Regions from separate parts of the Homo sapiens genome. Here region 2 is linked to region 1. Evidence: chromatin loops called from intact Hi-C (ENCODE). Cell type or tissue: GM12878. All regions are shown on one strand. Each heading gives the region's core, and the rest is flanking DNA. Links, peaks and the distances in the headings are about the cores only.

Region 1 (11,935 bases), core at 1,547-9,546:
GTGTTCTGATGGGATTGGCATCCATCGCAATCCAGTCTGATGCCTGTGCAGTACTGGCTGTTAGAAATTTTGACAGATATTTTGACTGTCTTCCTTGTCTACAGCATCTATTGTCTGGATCACTCATCTTGGTATAAACTACACAGCCTTGCTATTTAAATATTCCCAATGTGCATATGTTTTTACTTTCCTACCAGATTGTGATTCATTCTCTGAGGGCAGCCATTCTTGCACCCAATCCCCAGGAAGGAGCCCAGAAGCACGTGCCAAGCTGGTCCCTCCAACACTGGCTAGAGGAATCAATGGATGGAGTAAATAACTAATTTACAATAAAAATTTAAACACTGCACTTACTTCCCATCATCCAGCCTACAAATTTTAGAGCCTCCTGCCTTGCCTTAGTGTACCCACCTCCAACACACTCCACCTGTCTTCTGCCCTCTCCCTCTTACTGTTTATTATTCCCTGAATGTGCACGCCCCGCCTGGCTGTCTCCCTCACACACTGAAAATGAAGTCCCTCTGGATGCTGCCCAGTGACAGTCCCTCCTCCCCTCTGTGTGCTCTGGACTTCCTACACTGAAACTTGAAAGTTATTTCTGAGAGACTTTAAATTTCCACTCAAGATTCCAACAAGTCAGAGTGTTCTGGGCAAAGCATGGATGCCAAGGAAGATACCCCAGTTTCATGGCTGACAAGCTTTATTGACGACTTATTTTAACTCTAGCTGAAGAAGACCATGAAACTAACCACCCCGTTTAAAACTGAAAACACACTCTCCTTGCTCGCAGCCCTCCCAATCTTCTTCAATCTGTTCTGTTTCTATATCACTCATCTCCTTCTAATAGCTTATGATTTACATATTTAATCTGTTCACTGTTCATGTCCCTGAACTAAAACATGAGCTCCACAAGGGCAGAGATTTTTTAAATTGTGGTGAAATACACATAATATGAAATTTACTATTTTAACCATTTTTAAGTGTACAATTCAGTGGCATTGAGTACATTCACACTGTTGTGCAACCATCACCACTATACGTCTCCAGAACTCTTCATCTTCTCAAACTGAAGCTCTGTACCCGGTAAACACTAACTCCCCACTTCCCCTTTTTGCCAGCCCCTGGCAACCACTCTTCTACTTTCTCTATGAATTTGACTGGTCTAGGTACCTCATATAAGCAGAACCATATATTTGTCTTTTTGTAACTGGGTTATTTCACTTAACATAATGTCATCAAGGTTCAGCCATGTTATAGCATATGTCATAATTTCCTTCCTTCTGAAGACTTAATAATATTCCATGTGTGGTAAATGCATATAGGCTACATCTTATTTATCTATTCACCTGTTGACGGGTACTTGCATTGCTTCTACCTTTTGGTTAATGCTGCTATGAACATGAGTCTACAAATATCTCTTCAAGATCCTGCTTTCCATTCCTTTGGGTATATTTCCAGAAATGGAATCATTGGATCATATGGTAATTATATTTTTAATTTTCTGAGGATCTACCATACTGTTTCCCATAGTACCTGTGCCATTTTACATTCCCACCAACAGTGCACAAGCGTTTCAATTTCTCCACATCCTTGTCAACACTTGTTACTTTCTGAAATGGCAGGGATTTCTGTCTATTCTATTTGCTGGTGTATGCTAAGCATGAAGAACAGGGCTTGACATGAAGTCAGCACCTGATAAGTATTCATAGAATTCAACTGTAGAACTGGTGTTGACAAGTGGCCCAGGATGGCCGGGGTTTGAACCTTGGCTTACACACTCAGACACTCCACATGGACACATTATTTGGCCTCCCTGAAGTTCAGGTTGTCATTCATCTGCAACAGCACCTATCTTGAAGGGTGTTGTCAAAGCCCAATAAGATGAGAGATGTAAAGCTCCCTGCCCACTGTGTCTGATACAGGACTCTCTTGCACATTTCCTTCCTTCCACACTGATTCTCTTGAACAGCACATTAAGCTGACTTGGAAAAAGACTATCAGTAATCAAGTTTGGTTAGAGAGAAGTCATTGTCTTTTTTGGTTAAGTTTCATTTGATCACCTCTTGATTTGTGAATCTAAGAGAAATCCCATCGACCCACAACCTCCTACACTGCCTTTTTTCTTCTTCGTAGCACATATCATTACTTGAAAGTATATGCAATGTCTATTATTTTTATCTGTTTATCCATTTTCTCTACCGGAACACAAGCTTCAGGTAGGAAAGGTCTTTGTTTTTCTTGACTACTGCCACATCTACAAGGCCCAGAACAATGCCTGCAACATAAAAAGTCTCAAGAAATATTTGTTAAATGAAGAATTCATTTAAACAGTTACTAATCACCTGTACAGGTATAGGCACTATGCTTACTACTGGGCATCCTATATAAATAAAATACAATTCCTGCCCTCAAGGATCTCACAGTTTAATTAAAAGATGATTATAAACAAATTATTAAATATAGTTTGAGATGCACAGTAAAGGAGCAGGTAAAAAATTATACAAAGAAAAAAGGTATTAAGTCTATCTGGAGGATGTTGTCAAAGAAGGCTTTCATAGGAAAGTGTCCCTTATGAATATTTTGAAGATTAACTAGGGTTGTTTCAGTAGGAAAAGAAGGAAAGGGCATTGTCAATTTAAGTGATAGTTAAGGTCACAAAGACAAGACACATAAGGCTTTATTGTGGAAACAACAAGTAATTTTGTGTAACTAGATATAAAGCTAAAGGGACAGTGTGATGCAACAGGAGCCCAGAGCCCAGAGGGGGCATAAATCATGGAGGCTTATTCAAGCATCATGCTTAGACTTGATGCTATAGATGATCAGAGCCACCAAAAGGCAACACACAAATAGATATTTATTTTAAGGAATCTATATGGCCCTGGTATGGCTGGAGGCCAGTTGGGAACCCCAGAGCTTCCTGGAGGACACCCACCATGGGGATTGGACCAAGCATTCCATTTTCATTCTCTGGGGGCTACAATGGGCTGCTAGACTGGCAGCTGGGTGCTGGACTCAAATTTGAGTCTTCTCATCTTCAAACTCTTCATCTTCTCAAACTGAAACAGCAAATTCTGAGAGTCTGAATCTCTGTTCTGACACTTTAAAGAACACTTTTTCAGGGTCCTAGTCACTGGGGTTTTAGAGCGGCTGCTTGAGTTAGGGTAGTTATATAGAATGTGGAATAAATAGCCATTGGACCTTTGGCTTTAACATTACACATTTCAAATTCTGTTTTATCTATAGAACTAACCTGGCCTATACTTGTGTTGACCCACTAGTAAAAAAGAGAATGTCTATTAAGCTTGGGCCAATTTATACTCTTTGAATGAATGTGTTCTGTATGGTGGGAGGAGAAAGATTTGGCCATACATTGCTACATCCCATGTTGCCTATGGACAAGAGTGTTCCTGACTGTATTCCTTTCCTAGGGCTACCATAACAAAGCACCATACATTGAGCAGCTTAAAACAGAATCATATTCTCTCACAATTCTGGAGGCTAGAGGTGTAAAATTGAGGTGTCAGCAGGGACATGTTCCCCCCTAAACCTGCGGGTGAGTGTCCTTCCTTGCTGCTCTCCTAGCTACTGGTGATTCACTGGCAATTTCTGGCATTCTTTGGCTTGTAACTGCATTAATGCCAGTCTCTGCCTTAGTTGTCACGTGGCATTCTCCTCATGTGTCTCTGTCTTCACAAAGCCACCTTCTTATAAAGACACCAGTCATATTGGGTTAGGGGCTACTCTGGTCTGAATGTTTGTGTCCCCTCAAAACTCATATGTTGAAATCCTAACCTCCAAGTTGATGGTATTAGGAGGTGGTGACTTTTGAGAAGCCATGAGGGAGGAGCCCTCATGAATGGGATTAGAACCTTTATAAAAGAGACCCCGTAGAGCTAGTTTGCCCCTTCCCCTATGTGAGGACACAGTCAGAAGGCACCATCAGTGGACCAGGAAATGGGCCCTCACTAGACACTGAATCTGCTGGTATCTTGATCTCAGACTTCCCAGCCTCCAGAACTATGAAAAATAAATATCTGTTGTTTATAAGCCATCTAGTTTATGGTATTTTGTTATAGCAGCTCAAACAGGCTAAGACATGAGCCCACTCTGCTGTGAGGGAGAACCTGTCCCAGGTCTCTCTCCTGGCTTCTGGTGGTTGGCTGGCAATCTTTGGCATCCCTTGGATTGGAGTTACATCTCCCCACCTCTGTCTTTATGTTCAAGACGTTCTCCCTGTGTACAAATTTCCCCTTCCTATAAAGGCACCAGTTATCTTGGTTTGGGACCCACCCTACTCCAGTACGACTTCATCTAAACTAATTGTATCTACAACGACCTTATTGCCAAATAACGTCACATTCTGAGGAAATGGGGATTAGGACTTCTACACATCTTTTGAGGGGAAGATATCACTCAACCTATAGCGATACCTCTTCTTTTGGCTGTTCAGTTGCAGTATTTAATCCAGTGCGATGAATGTGACAGTAAGTGTCCCAATGTGAATTAAGTCACCAGGCCAGCTCTGCCTACAAAAGCGCATAGTAGCACCATGGTTAGTTACCTCACACCAACACACCAAACAGCTTCACTTTCAAGATGACTGGAGAAGAGGTTGAGTGGGGTTTCATCAAACTTGTGGTCATTCTGACTAAAAGCTGGAATGGGAACTTTTCATTGTCACTTAAGACATAATGGCATTGTTGAACTTTAATGGCACAGCAAATAGAATATCAGTTTATGGGGCACACTCAGGTGCTTCTGTGCTGTCATCTCATTTGAGGCTTTTCAAAGGACAGTGGTGCTTTTAATCACAGCAACACTATATAATAATTAGTAATGACAATATGTACTTTGAGTTGCCCTAGAGGGCCACAGAATCTCAGGCTGCCACCCCTGCAATTAGATTAACAGCTGGCAAAAAGCCAAATTAGGGAGAGAGGGGAGAGATCTACTATCAAATTCAATAGGCGTTTGTTTTGAATTAAGCATTCAACCTCCTGGTGGGGAAATCTGCTCTGATTGTACCCTGCCATTTATATACGTAAAATACGTTAAAAGAAAAATACATATTCTGTACCCTGTTAGCCATTAACAGTTTTCAGAGTTCTTTCTCATTAGGCTATTTCTAATGGGACCCATGAGACTCAAGTTCATGATTGAGGGAGCTGCCCCTATGCCAGAGAAGGTCCCTGAGAACAACCAGGAAGACACAGTTTGTATGCCCCTTATTTATTTTATTTCATTCAAGCAAACAGTTGGCAAGAGCAGACATTTCCTATTGCCTGGGCACTGTTTAATCACTGTTTAAATATTTGCCATCCTGTCTTTGTTTTGGTTAGAATTGCTGAGTTAATGTAATACAGATTTGTACCCTCTGCTGAGTGAAATATAGATTTCGTCTTCTGAACTAGGGCTATGTTCACTGGAAATAGTTTTCTCACTCCCCACCCCCACTGCTTGTCTTTCATTTTATGCATTATATTAATCCTTTTCATAGCTTCTCAAATGCCTACAGGTTACCGACAAATTGCCCCCAGGCAGTTTCAACACTTTCGGTTTCAGCAAACCTGGCCTTATGTGTGACTCATTGTGAAATTTTAAGGACTCTTAAGTCAATCTCTGAGTACCAACTTAGAAAAATATCCGTCCTAGGCAAGAACCTCATCATCTGATGGACATTCTGAGGTTAAGGTAAAATGAGTTTCTGGCCTCAGGCCAGTTTCTGACCGGCAGCGGGTTTGTACCAAGGACCCCTTCTGTTAACGAAACTCTGCAAGGTGGAGCTGGATCCGGGTTAACTTGGCTTCTGTGTAACCTGATTTCCCCCAGGCCTCACAGCCTGGGTATACTTAAACAGTCACCTTAACAGTCATAACTCAGATTTCACTGCCTCTCACTCCCACCTGTTGATAGAGAGCCTATGGCTCCATATTTTACAGAATTTTTATAAAAGTGCATTTCAATTTTAACAGACTCTCAATGTCACACTTCACAAATCGAATGGGATCTGAACAGGAAAGAACTATGAGTATGTGGCAGCATTCTCACTCTTTCTCCTCCTCTCTGATAACCATGATTCAGTTCTCTAGCAAGGCTGTCATTTCCGGCTCCTTCTCCCCTCAGAACAAGCACCCTCTCACTCCCACACTCCTCAGTCCTCAGCAGTAGGTTCTTCTGCAAGAACTTGCAGACTGGCCAGATGGTCAGCTCTCAATCCCAATTGGACTCTACCTTAGGACTCCAGCAGACCTGAAATAGCTGCTCACTTCTCTGGAAAAAAACTTTGTTGAAATTAAAAGGTCTGAGGCCTCTTATTCCAATAATTGCAGACTAGGTAATTACTACCAAACCATCTACAAAAGCAAACTAGAAAAACTGGATAAAATATTAAAAATATGTTCAATGAAACAAGAAAGTGAACACAATAGTGAATAATCATCATGACAGAACCCAACAGAAGACATAAGATAGAAAACGAATGAGAAGAACCCTACCAAAGCCCTAACTTACTGACATGAAAGTTTCCAGGCCATATCATAGGAATGAGAAACTCCAGTGCAGCTCAACGATTCCCTACAATGAAGAAATGAAGCAAGGGTTTGGAAAGACCAACATGGCTAAAGTTGGCAGGACAGAGAGGGGACAAAGAGTTGCAGGGAAAGAGAATCAGACATCTGTAGATGGTCCCCCTGAATATTCAACAGAGTACTAATCAGTGCACACAGCTGAGGAAGCTAGCAGAGACCAGGGGAAGAACCATCTAAAAGAATTACAAAGAACAGCAACTGGAGCTCACATGAGGTCAGAAAAAGTGACTGTTGCCAGTAACTAGATTGAAGAACCTTATAATTTTACATATAATTGAGTAGAATATTCAGAAAGATGTTGCCTCAGTAGTAGAAGGTTATTAGCCCTAAGCTAAACGATGTTCTAGTCTTGCTTTCCAAATATGAAAGGTAAGCCATAAATGGATCAGTTTCTAAGTAACTTAACTGCATCTCAGAACAAAGCCCAAACATGTATAGGAATAAAAAAAAATAACCATCACAATGTCTGCCATTCAAACAAAAGTTATTGGGCATGCAAAGAAATGAGAAAACATTGAGGAGAAAAATTAGTCAAAAACAACCCAAAACTGACACAGATGTTAAAATTAACAGGCAAAGGAATTTAAAAAGATATTAAAATTGTATTCCATATATTCAAAAAGTTTAACAGAAATGGAGGAGTTATTTTTAAAGACCTAAATCAGACTCCTAGAGACAAAAACTGCACTGGAAGGGATTAATGGCAAGTAAATTCAACTAAACATTTAAGGAAGAAATAATGCCATTTGTACGTAGACTCTTCCAGAAAATTAAAGAAGAGAGGAGATTTCCCAATTCATTCTGCAAGGCCAGCATTGCACTGATAACAAAACTAAACAAAAATATTTCAAGAAAAGAAAACTACAACCTAATATTCTTCATAAAACAGATGTAAAAATTCTCAATGCAATTTTAGAAAATCAGATTCAACAATATATAAAAGGGATAATACATCATGACCAAGTGAGGTTTGTCCCAGGAATGCAAAGCCGATTTAACATTCCAAAATCAATCACTGTAATTCACCATATTAACAAACTAAAAAAGAAAAACTATATATCATTTCAATACATGTATAAAAAGCATTTGACAACATGCAACCTTCATTCTGATAAAAACCCTTAGCAAACTAGAAACAGAAGAAAAGTTCCTCAAATAAACGAAGGACATGTACAAAAAATCTACAGCCAACATCCCACTTAATCGTGAGAGACTGAATTCCTTTCCCCTAAGATCAGGAACAAAACAAGGATATCTGTTCTCACCACTTTTGTTCAGCATTATACTGAAGATTCCCACCAGCACAATATGTAATGAAGTCCAAACTAAAGGCATAAAGATTGGAAATAGAGAAGTAAAAGCAAGAAAATGACAAGATCATCTGTGTGGAAAATCTGCCGGAATGTACAAAGAAGCTACTAGAACTAGTAAGTGTGCTAACTAATATAGCAAGATTACAGCATTGCAATACTAGTATACAAAATTAATTGTATTTTGTATATAAGCAATGAAAAATCCAAACATGAAATTCAAAATCAATACAATTTACAATGACATCAAAGAATACAGAATTCTAGGAATAAATCTGACAAAAATATAAAGAAGCTATACACCAAAAATAATAAAACATTGCTAAAAAATTTAAGATGGTCTTAATAAATGAACAAACATACTTGCTCATGAATTGGAGGATTCAATATTTTTAAGATGTCATTTTTTCTAAGTTGATGTATAGTTGCAACACAGAATCTGATAAGGAATAAATACTCAAAGTATTAAATTGGTACAAAAGTAATTGCAGTTTTTGCCAATAAAAGTAATGGTAAAAACCACAATTACTTTTGCACCAACCTAATATATAAATTCCTAAAACACAATGAAACCAATTTAAAAATGGGCAAAGGACTTATATAGACGTTTATCTAAAGATATACAAATGGCAAGGATATTCAACATCACTAATCATTAGGAAAATACAAATCAAAATCATAATGAGATACTATCTCACACCCATTATGAGGGCTATTTCCAAAAAAAAAAAAAATACCCAGAAAATAAAGTGTGGATGAGGACGTGAAGAAATCAGAACTCTTTGCACTATTGGTAGCAATGTGAAACTGTATAGTCGCTATGGAAAAAAGTATGTAGGTTCCTCAAAGAATTAAAGATAGAACTACTATATGATCCAGTAATTCCACTTCTAGGTATATACTCAAAAGAATTGAAAGCAGATATTTGTACACACATTTTCATAGCAGCATTATTCACAATGACCAAAAAGTGGAAGAACCCAAGTGTCCATGGATGTATGAATAAATAAGCAAAGTATGGTATGCCGATAATGGAATAGTATCTGGCCTTAAGAAGGAAGGGAGTTCTGATTCATGCTGCAACATAGAGGAATCTTAAGGACATTAAGCTAAGTGAAATAATACAGTCACAAAAAGACAAATAGCATGTGATTCCACTTATAAGAGGTACTTAGAGCAGTCAAATTCATAGAGACAGAAAGTCGAATGGCCATTGCTAGGGGTTTGGGGGAGGGAGGAGGGGAGTTAGTGTTTCATGGGTACAGAGTTTCTGTTTGGGAAGATGAGTTCTGGAGACTGATGGTTGTACAACACTGTGAATATACTTAATGCCACTGAACTGTACACTTAAAAAGGGTTAAGATTGTAAATCTTATGTGTATTTTACCACAATAAAATTTTTTTTACAATACTAAGTTAAAAAAAAAAAAAGAAGAAGACCTCTCGGCCAGGCTTCTATGCCTTATGTGTGAATAATGCCTTCGAGGAGAGGCTATTGGCCAAACACCAATCACCCACTGCCAAAACTTGATTCACCAGAGAATTGATTTTAAATTGTTTTTTCACATGTGCTGATGGTTGTCAGCATCCAGGGTAATAAACCAAGCCAGGAGAGGCACCCCTGTGTTTTCACAAGTCATTTGTTCCTAGCAATTCATTCATTAAGCACACCAACATTAAGCATCTTTCTGTGTTCCAGGCATTGGACAAGGTGCTGAGGTTTCAATGGGGAATAAGGCATAATCACTGCCCTCATGGAGTGCTCCTAGTGCCTAGTGCTGGGCAGGGTGGTGAGGGTCCAGGGAGGGGGACTAGAGAGAGAGAATAAACAAATAAGCAAGCAATCTTAATATTAAAAATTATGTGGAGGACCTCGCAAGGTTCGCAAGGTTTTCTTCTTCCTCTTCCGGGGACATTGTCTGCAGGCACTCAGAATGGTCCTGCGTTTGACACACCAACATAGGCTTTCCTACAATACAACCTCTAACAAAACTAAGCTGTCTGGAACCCCTGGTAATAGAATCATTTACCTTTATACCAAGAAGGTTGGGAAAGCACCAAAATCTACATGTGGTATGTGCCCAGGCAGACTTTGAGGGGTTCATGCTGTAAGACCTAAAATTCCTATGAGATTGTCCAAAACAAAGAAATATGTCAGCAGGGCCTATGGTGGTTCCATGTATGCTAAATGTGTTCATGACAGGATCAAGCATGCTTTCCTTATCGACGAAGAGAAAATCGTTGTGAAAGTGTTGAAGGCACAAGCACAGAGTCAGAAAGCTAAATAGAAAATGAAACTTATTAACAAAAATGAAAAGACTTGCAAAAAAAATTGTGTGGAGTGAATAAACAAGTGCTTCTTTGTCAAGAAGCAGCTGGAGGAGGATATTATAGGAAAAAAATAATCTGAGAAGCCACCTCCATAGAAGGTAACTCCTTGAATTGCTTAACAGAGAGGTTAAACAGCAAACTCCATGATGCTATAGTGAGATGCCCCCATTTGGGAGAAAACTGTAGGTTCTCTCCTTTAGACTTAGCTCTTTTCGGAAACCCACTCCATAAGCACACTATTAAAACATGTCAGATGGAAGAGATGTAGGTGTACTTATACATACACATATATTAACATATACATATCCAAATAGGTTCTTTCAAAGAATGACAGGTTTTGCCTCCCTGAGATCACTGGAACTTAGGATTTTGTCTATAGCTTTCTGTTTTCATGTTTAGGATTTATTTTGAACAGCAAGTTTTGCACCTGTACAGAAAGATTTAGCTGACTTCAACAACTCAATTCATCAAGTTGTTCCTGAGTGCCTGCCTGCCAGGCCCTGCTCTAGGCACGGGGACACAAGAGTGACGGTGCCTTGTTGAGACATGAGTGTCCCAGCACTCAAGGAGCCAGCAGGCTTTTGCTGAGCACCAGGGATAACAAGAGTTCCTCCCAAGGTGACTTTCCCTGGGTGGGAATATCATATCAGATGACATCTCTAGTCTCAGACCAAATTACAAACTCAAAGAAACTTGGTAGGGTGGCAGGGCAGGGCAGGCCTGTGCATGCAAAACAGGGGCCCCAGCTGACCTTCTAGGGAGGGCACACGTTTCAAAAAATTTTTTGGCCGTATTGGTTCCTTCACTCATTAGTTGAGCAACAACTACATCAGTGTTTATCCCAGTGGCTATGGGGGTCGATGGCCCCAACAGGAACTCTTTCCCTTCAGAGCTAGAGTCTCAGGACAAACGAGAAACACCTTGTGTGGAGTAGGCTCCTAGCTCAGGGTCACACGGCAGTGGTGGCAGGGCTGGGATGAAAGATCTGCTGATAAGAGTGTTCCCATCACATGCTTTGGTGGATGCACACATGCAGATCAGCATTTGGGGGCAGCCTTCCTCTCCCCTACACCTCCAGCACGTCCCAAGGCTGCATCGGGTGTGATGGCGCAGCTGGCTCTGACCCTGGCATGAGCCTAATCTAAGCAGAAGATGTCAGGAAGGAGGTACGGAGTGGCATGCTTTCCCTATTTGGTGCCTTCAAGGCTGTGCTGCCCTTGGGCTGGGCTGGCGAATGGAGAAAGCTGGTGAGACAGTGGATACGATGAAGTCAACCTGTGATCTTAAACTGGAGGGGAAATACTCCTTGTTTATGGCTTAGAGATCCCACCCCGAGGAAGAGTGCTCAGCAAACTGAGGGCAAGGCACACTCATCAAAGAACCCACTAGTTCGCAGAATCAGTCAAGCAAAGCGATTGATGCCGTCATCAAAGGAGTGATGTTATACGCAAATTACCTAGCTTGCTACAGACACTGGCAGCTTTTCCTTGCCTCTCCAACTGCAAAAGCAAATCGCACTCTACCTCCAGAAATGAAAAGAAGCACTCCCTCTCCAGGTACAACCCCAGTAAGGCACATGGGAAAAATATAAGTCTCATCCAGTGCTCAGCTCTTTCCAAAAGTCAGACACCCCTCACGTCTTCTATCCCATGTGTGGCTATGGCCCACTGTCCACAGGAGGCATTTCTCTGCTAGAAAGGTAGA
Region 2 (11,935 bases), core at 2,008-10,007, 120 kb after region 1:
AATCATTCTTCTCTCTTCCATTCCCTCAAAATTGCTCGTTAATTCACCCAAAAAAAGTACCAAATCTCAGGTACTGAGCTAGGTGCCGAGAATCATGAGAGAATAAATCCAATCTCAAGCAGTTTAGAGATGAATAAAAGACAAAAACTACGAGCAAACCATATAACACAGTAGGTAACATTTGCAAAATTTGAGATGAATACAAAGAAGTGAGATAGTACAGAAGAAAAGGCGATTAACATCATCCAGGAGAGGGTGGTCAGAGAAGTGTCACTGAGTGGGTTTTTCAAGGAAGATTTTTCACTCTTACTTCTCTGTAGATGATTCATGAATTCAGAGCACCCATGTAAATCATTTTGGTTTCCAATATTTTCTCTTTTTTTTCTATATTTTATTTTAACCCATTCCTCAAGGCCAGCCCTAGACAGTTTGAGTCTAGAGAAATGTGGTATCTTATTCCATGGCCTCCCCTTCATTATCCTTTAATTTCAGGTCACTCCCCCGACCCCAACAAGGCCTTTGCCCCTTCTTTCCTTTCTCTTCCTTCAAAAAGTAATGTTACACTTACTCCTGCTAATGTATTATATTTTCTTAGAATACATGAATTTTATAAGATGCCCTTGAGAGAAAGTCACCCTAAGAAATGAATCTCCATATAAGTGTGGAAGATCTGCTCCAAACTCTTTAATTCATAACAAACAAGACCTTCTATTTTGTCTGTAAGTCACACCAACACTGCCAAAACAAGCATGAGTCTCCAAGTTTACTATAATACCTCTATGTGCATCTTGGATTATTTCTCTCTCCAGCAAATATGAGAAAAACTTGAAGTGATCCTCACACACGAACTTTGCAAAAGAACATTTAGATTTCACGGAAATCAGCAGGTGTGGTAACTCATACCTGTAATCCCAGCCCTTTGGAAGATCAAGGCAAGAGGATCACTTGAGGCCAGGAGTTTGAGACCAGCCTGGGCAACAGAGTGAAATCATGTCTTTATGGAAAAGAAAAAGATAATTACCCAGGCATGGTGGTACATGGCTGTAGTCCTAGCTACTCAGGAGGCTGAAGCAGGAGGATCGCTTGAGCCCAGAAGTTCGAGGTTACAGTGAACTCTGATCATGCCACAGCACTCCAGCCTGGGCAATAAAGCAAGACCTTATCTCTAAAAAAAAAAAAAAAAAAAAAGGTTCTTTACAAAAACGATTTCAGGGAAGCTTGATGACGGGGCTTTAGGGAAGTTCACTGGTGACATCTCGCTGGGATTCTCTTCCCCTCCCTTCACGCTTGGCCAATCTCTACACTTTATTCAGCCTCAGCTCAAACACTACTTCTTCAGCGAAGCCTTTCTTTTCTCACAACCCTCATTCTCATGGTAGCTTGTGGAATACTTCCACATATGTAATTAATTATTTAATGTCTATCTCCCCCCAAGAGATGTGTCTGTCTTGTGTTCAGCTGTATTCTCAGAGCTTAGCACAGTGCCTGGTACATAGAAGTTCTCACAGCAAGTATGTGTTGAATTGAATTATTATATCTGTGCTGTCCACGTGCTTCTATTGCTGCAACTATCACACTATATTGTAATGTGTTTGTTTCCATGTCTGTCCCTTAAGAGTAATCATAAATCACTAATTTTTGAATTCCCAGAGTGTAACACATTGCCAGGATAATCAATAATGAGGAAGGAAGGAAGGAAGTGAGGAAGGGAGGAAGAAAGAGAGGAAGGGAGTGAGGGAGGGAGGGAGACTCACTGACATTTCTACAGTTCCAATGAGATCTTAATAATAAATCCTGTTTATTATTATTTAAATAAAGCAGAGAATCAGGCTCTCAGTGTTAGAAGACTCAAAGATTCACAGTAATTCCTAACTTCCTCACGGGTTCTTTAGTCAGCATGTTTGCAAGAATCTATAGCAATCTCATTGTCCTCCTCCGGAAAAGAGAATAAAAACTAACATTTCTGGGCACCTACTATGTGTCAGGCACTTTACATACAGCATAGTTAGTTTAGCAACAAACTAACTGAATAAACATCCATTGAGTTGGTACTAAGTGCCCTGCACATGACCTTGGAGATCAAAGATTTATTATTGTCCCTTTAAAAAATATGACTCCTTGAACTCAGTGCAAAATTTCAGTTGCGTCCTAGTCAGTACAGGGGTGTGGGATGCACTGTCTCTATCACTCCAGCATAGGATTCCAATAAATCACTTTACCACTGCAGACCTCAGGTTGCCTAACACAGTGCTTATGGCCAACTAACTCCTCACTGAGACTTTTTTAATTTAAATGCTGTCAAGCCAATATGTCCCCCACCTTGATTGAGTCAATTCATTTCAAAACTTAAACTGAGTTTATACTTTTGGCTTTACACTAATTTTAGACTATCACTGTAGCCAGTCCAAATTGTAATTCTCTAGTTCATGCCTATTCTATCATCAAACACAAAAGAACAGCAGGCTAAACCTACAAAGTGACCTTGGACAAGTCTCTTAACTTCTCTGAACAGGGCTAACCCACTGAACAACTCCAGGGGGCCCCATTCATCCCATTGTCTATGCGAATGCCTCCTCCTGAAGTTGTGTTGTGGTCTCAGCCCTGGATCTGCCATTCCTCATCTGTAAAATCAATGGGTTAGACCAAAAACCTTACTCTATGATTTGGGGTCACTTATACTTTTTGATAATTATTCCTTCTATACTTTCATCTTCTTTCCTAATAAAATTACTGATGAGCTGCAAAATACAGAGTAGGATGTGTGTCCCCCAGGTCTCATTTTGCATTCTTGGGAGGCTGCTCTAACTAGGTCAACAGTCACCCTTCACTTCCTTTAGAGCACCATAGGCCTTCAAGAGTGTGGAAGGAGCAAGCAAACTGCCACTTCCTTGTCACACTGAGCAAAATCCTTGTGAGCAATGATGTGTAACAACATGAAACATATATTCTGAAAAACCCCTGAAAAAAGACATCTGGCCGACCCTCAATGGATCTCATCCACAGAGAGAATAGAATAACTGATCTGAAAGTCACTGGTCTTGGCATTGTGATCGATTATGTGCCTTGCTCTTTTGGTTTTGTTGAGGCTGACATCCATAATAGTGAGCTGTGATTGGCTGTTACTGGAAAGACAGGAAAATGCCATGCAGCACAGTGCTGGTTCAAAATGAAACCAATAGTACTAGATTTCTTTATGTTACTAATTATGTCTCCTGAAAATGGGTAGTAAGTTGGGAAATAATTCGATAAAAGGAAACATGATAAATGTACTATTTATCAGAGTGGGCATGGTGGCTCATGCCTATAATCCCAGCACTTTGGGAGTCTGAGGTGGGTGGATCACGAGGTCAAGAGATAGAGACCATCCTGGCCAACCAACATGGTGAAACCCCATCTCTACTAAAACTACAAAAATTAGCTGAGTGTAGTGGTGCATGCCTGTAGTCCCAGCTACTTGGGAGGCTGAGGCAGGAGAATCACCTGAACCTGGGAGGCGGAGGTTGTAGAGCCGAGATCATGCCACTGCACTCCAGTCTGGGTAACAGAGTGAGACTCCATCTCAAAAAAAAAAAAGTACTATTATCTATAAGAGGCAAATTAGCATGTGCAAAAGCCCTGCCTGACATGGGGGCAGAGGTTAGTGAGTTCCAGAAACTGAAGGAAACCAAGGTGTTAAGAGCACAGTGAGCAAGGGGGAAGAGGGTGGGAGATGAGGCCAAGAGGGACCAGACCCTACATGGATGTGTCGACCACGTTAAGAAACTTGGGTTTGAACATCCTTGTCCAACAGTAGAGGAATGGGGTAGTAAATTAGGTTATTGCAGCACCACAGAATTCTACCCATCACTGATTCCCAAAGTATGTTCTAAACAGTTTTTAGTGTGACAGTTTTTCATAGTGTAAAAAGAAAACATTTCACGTAAATATTAATTTGGAGAATATGTGTCAAATCCTCATCTTTTAAAAAAGCATTTTACAATATTATAGGCTTTCAGAAATACTACAGTGAAGAAATTTGTTTACTTTTATAATTTCCCAAACTTATTTGACTTCAGTGATGTTTTATTATCCCCAAGTAATGTCAATTAAATCTCAAGAAAATAGCATTCTGTAGAATATATTTTGGTAAATATTGCTATACATTCATTATAGATGATCACATATGGGAAGCCTATAGAAAAATGAAAAACATACCATGATACAACTATATAAAAATATACATGTATGCAAAAGTTATATTTAACTCAAAAACATCTGCTGCTTAGGATGACAGATTTATCAGTGATTTATTTATTTCTTTAAGTCTTCTTTAACACTGATAATAAATCATTTTTTCAATTAAAAATTATAAATTAGTCAAAAGCAATGAGAGCCATATTTTTTTAACTTATTTGAATTTTTGCCAATTCAATCAATCCATGGGTGGCTGCACAAATTTCACTCCATTAGTGAAATTTCACATTCATTATTATGAGGAAGAAACTAGTCATCATAATACCAGTTCTAATCCCTTGCTGGCAGGTTAATCTAATTAACTTCTCTTAATTGGATGAGTTAATTTAAACTAAAATGCAATTTGATTCATACCATGTTTCACTCCAGACATCACCATAGGATACATGGAATTCTCCGAACTCTTCCAATCCCATTACTACTCAGAAAGCCATTTCAAAGAGCATTTCACAGGCAGAGATCAAAACCTTTCTAAAACGTAAGTGTTGGGGCCAGAAATTAAGTCACTGTATTTTCAGTAATTCATTCATTTATTTATTCAACAAATACTTATTGAGAGCACTAGGCAATGCCTAAGAATATAAAAATTAAAAAGAAAATCATTATCCACAATGAATTCTCAGTAGGTGATACAGACATGCAAAAAGAAATAATGGAATATGGAATAAATTCCCTTACTCTGGTGTTTATTGGCATAACATTAGTTCAGAAAAGAGAAGCCAGTTGTTCCCAGCACAGGAAGAGTGGGTCAGAAAGGCTTCAAAGAGGATGAAATGTTTGAGTAGTATCTTCAAAAATGGGTTTGCCAGGCAGATGAGATTGAGAACACATCCCAGGTACACAGAAAAGAGTGTACAGAACATAGATGTGTAACCCAGCATGAATGCCAAGTGGGACCTAGTAAGAAGGCACAAAAACCTGCTGTGAATCTATCAAATAAGATAGAAATTAACACACGACCGTAAGTTTGGATTTTAGATGGCAACAGCCATTATAAAGCAACAGAAGATTCAGCAAACTAAAGAGAAAGAGTCAAATCTCAGTTGGTTGAAGAGCAAATGAGTGTTGGCGCCGGGGGCAGTGGCTCACGCCTGTAATCCCAGCACTTTGGGAGGCTGAGGTGGGCGGATCGCTTGGGCCCAGGAGTTCAAGACCAGCCCAAGCAATATGGCGGAACCCTGTCTCTACAAAAAATACAAAAATTATCCCCGCGTAGTGGCACCCGCCTGTAAGCCCAGTTACTCGGGAGGCTGAGGCTGGAGAATCACTTGAACCCAGGAGGTGGAGGTTGCAGTGAGATTGCACCACTGCACTCCAGCCTGGGTAACAGAAGGAGACTCCATCTCAAAAAATAAATAAATAAATAAAAATAAAAGTGTCGGGAAGCATACTCAGTAGACCCAGTCATTTGTGGGGCTCAGACATTTTGGCAAGTGATAGACTTAATTCATGTAATAAGCAGGTGTTTATCATGGAATTCTGCTGTGCATGTATTAATTTAAAAAATAAATATTTGGCTGGGCGTGATGGTTCACACCTGTAATCCCAGCACTTTGGGAGGCCGAGACAGGCAGATCACTTGAGGTCAGGAGTTCGAGAGCAGTCTGGCCAACAAGGTGAAACCCCGTTTCTACTAAAAAATACAAAAATTAGCCCCGCATGGTGGCGCACGCCTTTAGTCCCAGCTACCCAAGAGGCTGAGGTGGGAGAATTGTTTCAACCTGGGAGGCGGAGGTTGCAGTGAGCCAAGATTGTGCCATTGCACTCCAGCCTAGGTGACAGAGCGAGACCCCATCTCAATCAATCAATCAATCAATCAATCACTATTTTGTAACTGAATTTCCAATGTGTAGCATCAACAGCTACACAGCTACAACTACAGTATGAGTGATTCTTATAATTTCAGCAAGTCATCCTTTCATTTTTTAAAAAACAATAGTACTCAATGGCAGGTTGCAAATAAATCTTGATATCCTCAGATTAAATGCTATATAAAAATAAAGGATAATCCACTTCAAGTACAAAGATTCCTAAAGTGCAGAGCAAAGAAGCATGTGTTCTGAAATCTTCAATGGAACAAAAGGAGAGTGGTGCAGTTCACAGCAATGCTGCTCTCGGAATGTTTGTGGTGGCATTTCCCTAAGTGTTGCAGGACATTTTGTAAGTACGTTTACTCCTGCATGAAGAGACTAGGCTGTGCTCACACTTAAAGAAAGGTAAAGGGGAACATTATAGAATGGAAGAATTACAAGGGATCTGAAGTGTCATCTATCTAACCTCTATATTTGATGGATGAAGAAGCAGAATTAGAGAGGTTAAGTGAGTCACCCATGGTTTACACAGTGAGTCAGAGCTGAAACCAAGCCTGCAACCCAAGATCCCAGCTTCTAGTCATCTGGTGTATTTGTTTTTGCTGCACCCTCCTGACCTGTCCCAAAGGCCAAAACTAAGTCAGAAACAGAGCTAGAAGTCAGTTACAAGTTGAGTCAACAATGCGGTGATGCCATTACCCCTGGGCCTGTAACTGAGGGTACTTTTTGTAGTGAACGTGGGGGAGGGAAAATCACTCTGAACACCTGTGCTGTGCATACACTCACAACTCATGGAGCAAAGTTCCTCTTCCACCATTTCATAGTCAGTCAGTCAACGAATATTTCCTGGGGGCTACTCCATGCCAAGGACAGTGCTAGGCCTTGGAGATTACACTAAACCAGACAGAGCCTCTCCGCAGAATTACATTCTGGTTGGGGAAGACAGATAATAAACAAGTCAACTAATGAATACACGAGACAGTGGTAAGTCCTAGGCAGAGAAATAAAATGTGATGATGTAATAGAATGTGACAAGAGGGAAGGTGGGCACTGCCTCATCTTGGGTGGCCAGGGGAAGCCTCCTTCTTCTTATTAGTGGCTGGTGCGGAGGGCATGCAGTCAGGCATTAGGCATGAACGTTCACATGAGAATCCATGAAAGTGGCCTAAGCCTGATGTTCAAGGGATAAGGTCAATCAGAAGTCAAGGCAGGCATATGTGTGTCTACGTGCAGGGGGATTTCTGTCCACGTGTCACCAACAGCAGCGGGGAGAGAGTGGGCGGAGGGCAGTTCAAAAGAATTTTCTGTAACAGTTTGCTGCTGTTTCCTTTGGCTTCTATTAGGCTTAGCTACTTAATATGCAATGGTTTTCACCCTGTGGCCTTCCTTCCTTCCTTGAGGCTCTAATAATATTCAATTGTCCCCCTTTTTTCCACATGACTTCTTTCTTATTTTAACTGGATACAACTGTTCATAACCATGGGATGAAGTAAAGGTGATGGAGACTACTATCAAGATCCCCATCCTAATCATAAGCATTTCTAGGACCATGACAAATGTGGGAGAGCAGTGGAAATGCTGATTCAAGGGGCCTTCCAATAAACACAAATGGACTGAATCCAAAGTGAATGCAACACCATCACAGCTTCTTAAGGGAAAACAGCAAGGGGATGTTGGAATTAATTTGAGGCCTCTGACATTGAGAGAGTTGGAAGCAATACAAAACTCAAAAAGTCAATCTGCTTTGGGAATGTTAAAAAGAAACACTTGTTTGGAAAGAATTTTTAAGTGTGCAAAACGAAGACTATTTTCAGTGGAATCTGCTCAGTGAGCCTGACCACACACTGGGGGATGAGAGATGTATCGCTGATAGTAAAAACACAGTATAAAAGATGAAAAATGGTGCACCTGTATAGGGCACTTACCATGAATGGAGCTTGCAGGACCAGAATTTGCTCTGGGTGAGTCGGTGAGTGAGTGGGGAGTGAATGTGACGGCCTAGTAATGATTGTTCACTACTGTAGACTTTAGAAACACCTACACTTAGGCAACCCTAGATTTATAAAAAAGATTTTTCTTTCTTTAATAATAAATTGACTTTACCTTACTGTAACTTTTTTCTTTGTAACTTTCATTTTTTAGCCTTTTTGACTTTTATAAAAATATTTGGTTTAAAACACAAACACATTGTACAGTTGTACAAAACATTCGTCCTTTATATCCTTATTCTATATGCTTTTTTCTGTTTTTTAATTTTTTTAATGTAAACATTTTTGTTAAAAACCAGAACACAAAAGCACACATTAGCCTTGGCCTACACAGAGTCAGGATTATCAATATCATTGTCTTCCACATCCATATCTTATCCCAAAGGAAGTCTTCAGGGGCAGTAACATGTGTGAGCCGTCATCTCCTATGATAACAACACCTTCTTCTGGATACTTCCTGAAGGACCTGCCTGAAGCTGTTTTACAATTAACTTTTTAAAATATAAGTAGAAGGAGTACACTCTAACATAACGATAAATAGTATAGTAAATACGTAAACCAGTAACAGTCATTTATTAGCATTAGTAAGTATTATGTACTGTACATAATTATAGGTGCTTTTATATGACTGGTAGCATGGTAGGTTTGTTTACACCAGCATCACCACAAACACGTGAGTAATATATTGCCCTACAATATCATGATAGCTACGACATCACTAGGTGATAGGAATTTTTCAGCTCCATTATAATCTCATGGGACCAGTGTTGTATATGAGGTCTGTTGTTGACCCAAATGTCATTATTTGGCACATGACTGTAGTTATTTTGTGTTTTGTAATGTCTTTCCCTACTCCTCCTTAGTATCTAGATGGACTTTTAATGCTTTATTTTCCTTGTCTATGTAATATTTAGGAAAATTTTGGATGGCTAGCGGGAAAAGATTATATATCGCCCTAGTTTATCTTCCTGGATAGTTTTTTCTACCACTGCATCAAGCATCAGTAGTTTCTAAAGAGGGACTCTTCTCATGACCACAATGCACTGAAAACATGCCACCCCCAAAATTCCACCATCCTGCTGCACCCATGGAAGATGAAGTGACAATGATATAATCACCCTATAACAGTGAGTTGCAAAAGCCCAGCTCTCGAGACTAGGGAAACAGAAATACATCTGAGGAAACTCCAGCTGCAGAGTTCAGTGTGCCTTCCTATTCTGAAACCTTCATTTTCCTATCCCTTGTTTTGCTGAACCAAAATTTTGACTAAATTCTCTTTTGTTTCTCTGGGAAAGCTCCTAATAATGTATTCCATATGATCACTGCCCTTGGAATGGTTAATTTTTTGCTTAAAGCTAAGGCACTTTATCTTCATAGTATTTTAAATGTGAAAGTTTTCTGTCCTTTGAAGAGATTGGAGACGTAAATTTGGAAATAGTTTTTATGGTGTGATAATAATAATATATACCTTCTGCTCACAACTCTTCACCAAGGTGAAGGAGGAAATAAAAAATATTTTAGGTCAGATTTATAGTGTTTAGATTTTAATATATTCTTTAAATATAAACATGATATTTCAGATAATCACTGAAAATTGTCTCAGTTCAACTTTTTCCACTGCAATAAAGGAAGATTTAAGATTGTACACTTATACATGTGGTAAAATATATGATATCATATGTATATAAAGTATACAGAAGTAGATAAACATCTACAGCCTAAAGATGTAAAGCCTGAGATTATATATTTTAAATTTTTATAGCTCATCTAGAAATCTAATTTTATCATCTCAGATATCCTGGCTCAAAGATATGGAATTAAGAACCACGATTTTACATGGCTACATATATTTTATAACATACATATAGTAAATTGCATGTTTTGTTTTATTAAATATAATGACATATCATGCTAACTTAATGGAGATACAGTTGATTCTCATTATTTATGGATTCTGTATTTGTGAATTCCCTTGCTCACTAAAATTTTTTTATAACCCCCAAATCAATACAGCACTTTCGTGGACATTTGCAGACATGCGCAGAGCCGCATAAAATTTGAGTCACCCAATGCACACATTCCTAGCTGAGGTCAAACAAAGCAACACACTGTGTTCTTGTTTCAGCTCTTGTAGTATAAACAAGTGTCCTTTTTGCTGTGCTACGTTTTTTGCATTTTTGTGCTTTTTTTGCTGATTTCACTGTTTAAAATGGACCCCAAGTATAGTGCTAACATTCTGACTAGTGTTTCTAAGTGCAAGAAGGCTGAAATGTGCCTCAGGAGAAAATATGTATGTTAGATTAGCTTCATTCTGGAATTAACTTTTCAGGAATAGTGCTGTAGGCTCTAAGTTCAATGTTAATAAATCAACAATACATAAGTAATAACGTCTTTTTAAATAGAAATACACATAAAACAAGATTACGTATTGATCAGTTGAGGAACTGTTGTGACCAGAAGCTGTATTTACCCCAGATGGGATGTTTCAGTATTCACTAATTCAGTATTCATGGCAACTTTACAGACCATAACTACCATGAATAATGAGAAGCAACTGTATAACATTTTATTTCTTTATTTATTTACTTACTTACTTGCTTACTTATTTATTTTAGAGACAGGGTCTCACTCTGTCACCCAGGCTGGAGTACAGTAGTGTAATCATGGCACACCGCAGCCTTGAACTCCTGGGCTTCAGTGATCCTCCCCACCTCAGCCTCCAAGTAGCTGGGACTACAGGTATGCACCACCACATCTAGTAAATTTCTTTCTTTTTTCTTTTTTTAGAGACAAGGTCTCTCTATGTTGCCCAGGCTGGTCTTGAATTCCTGGGCTCAAGCAATCCTCCCATCTCAGCCTCCCAAAGTGTGGGGATTACAGGCATGAGCCACTGCGCCAAGCTGTATGACCTTTTTAAATGCCCATGTTAATACAAATGCTCTCCAGGGTGTCCATGCTTCCCGTCCTGAGTGCACAAAGATCCTGACTGTGGAGTTCTCTTTCCATAGAGCCTAATTTAGTGCTATTAATGTGGGTTTCCTTAAGCTCCTTATCAGGTCATGCATACCCAAAGGGCAGGGGGCCAGGAGGAAAGTAATGACCAGCAACCCTGGGTGCCTGGACGGTACTCCCTACACAGCACAGTCCTAGCCAGAGCTGTTACATGACAAGCCAAAAGCAGCTCACAGAGGCTGCATCCTGAAGGAGCCTCATTAGGACTGAGGCCAGGTTCCTACACCTGAACGGGGCAAGACAAGAAGGGACAGTCAAGAAGAGAAGCCAGGAGAATCAGAAAGTGAGGTTCAAAGGGAAGACACAAAGGCAGGATTGACAGGGACAATCGAGTCAGAGTTCAGGAATTTGCAGAGAAGTTGGATGTAGATCATGGCCTCTGGCCTGGAGGGAGAGAGGGGAAGAGCAAAACTGCTGACAGGGGTCGGGCACAGTGGCTCATGCCTGTAATCCCAGCATTTTAAGAGGCCCAGGCTGGAGTATCACTTGAGCTCAGGAGTTCAAGACAAGCCTGGTCAACGTGGCAAAACCCCGTCTCTACTAGAAAATATAAAAATTAGCCAGGCATTGTGGCAAGTGCCTGTAATCTCAGCTACTCAGGAGGCTGAGGCAGGAGAATTGCTTGAACCCAGGGGGTGAAGGTTGCAGTAAGCCAAGATTGTGCCTCTGCACTCCAGTCTTGGTGAAAGAGCAAGACTCTGTCTCCAAAAAAAAAAAAAAAAAAAAAAAAAAATAGTGGGCCGGGTGCGGTGGCTCAAGTCTGTAATCCCAGCACTTTGGGAGTCTGAGGCGGGCGGATCTCCTGAGGTCAAGAGCTCAAGACCAGCCTGGCCAACATGGTGAAACCCTGACTCTACTAAAAGTACAAAAATTAGCCAGGCGTGGTGGCAC

The links. A loop is a pair of places that touch in the nucleus more often than their neighbours do. Peaks named below come from ENCODE experiments on the same cell type or tissue, not always from the same donor. Only the 100,000 strongest peaks of a DNase experiment are listed, where the experiment ranks them.
Region 2: a loop joins it to region 1, with 5 times the contacts of the local background. A loop is called at or near these places in 7 of 110 quality-filtered maps.

Annotation. Positions count from the first base shown.
Region 1 is chr13:50,359,663-50,371,597 of GRCh38, reverse strand. All of the region lies in intron 2 of DLEU1 (deleted in lymphocytic leukemia 1), which reads right to left. It also overlaps the pseudogene RPL34P26. Among named protein-coding and RNA genes, the nearest start is that of DLEU1-AS1, 160 kb to the left of the region's middle. RefSeq lists a silencer at 4,471-4,765. In GM12878, for the core only: no CTCF peak of the experiment used is centred there; DNase peaks (open chromatin) are centred at 4,617 and 5,617.
Region 2 is chr13:50,239,924-50,251,858 of GRCh38, reverse strand. The region is part of intron 2 of DLEU1 (deleted in lymphocytic leukemia 1); the gene reads right to left. Among named protein-coding and RNA genes, the nearest start is that of DLEU2, 120 kb to the right of the region's middle. RefSeq lists enhancers at 2,289-2,804, 6,443-7,642. In GM12878, for the core only: no CTCF peak of the experiment used is centred there; a DNase peak (open chromatin) is centred at 6,658.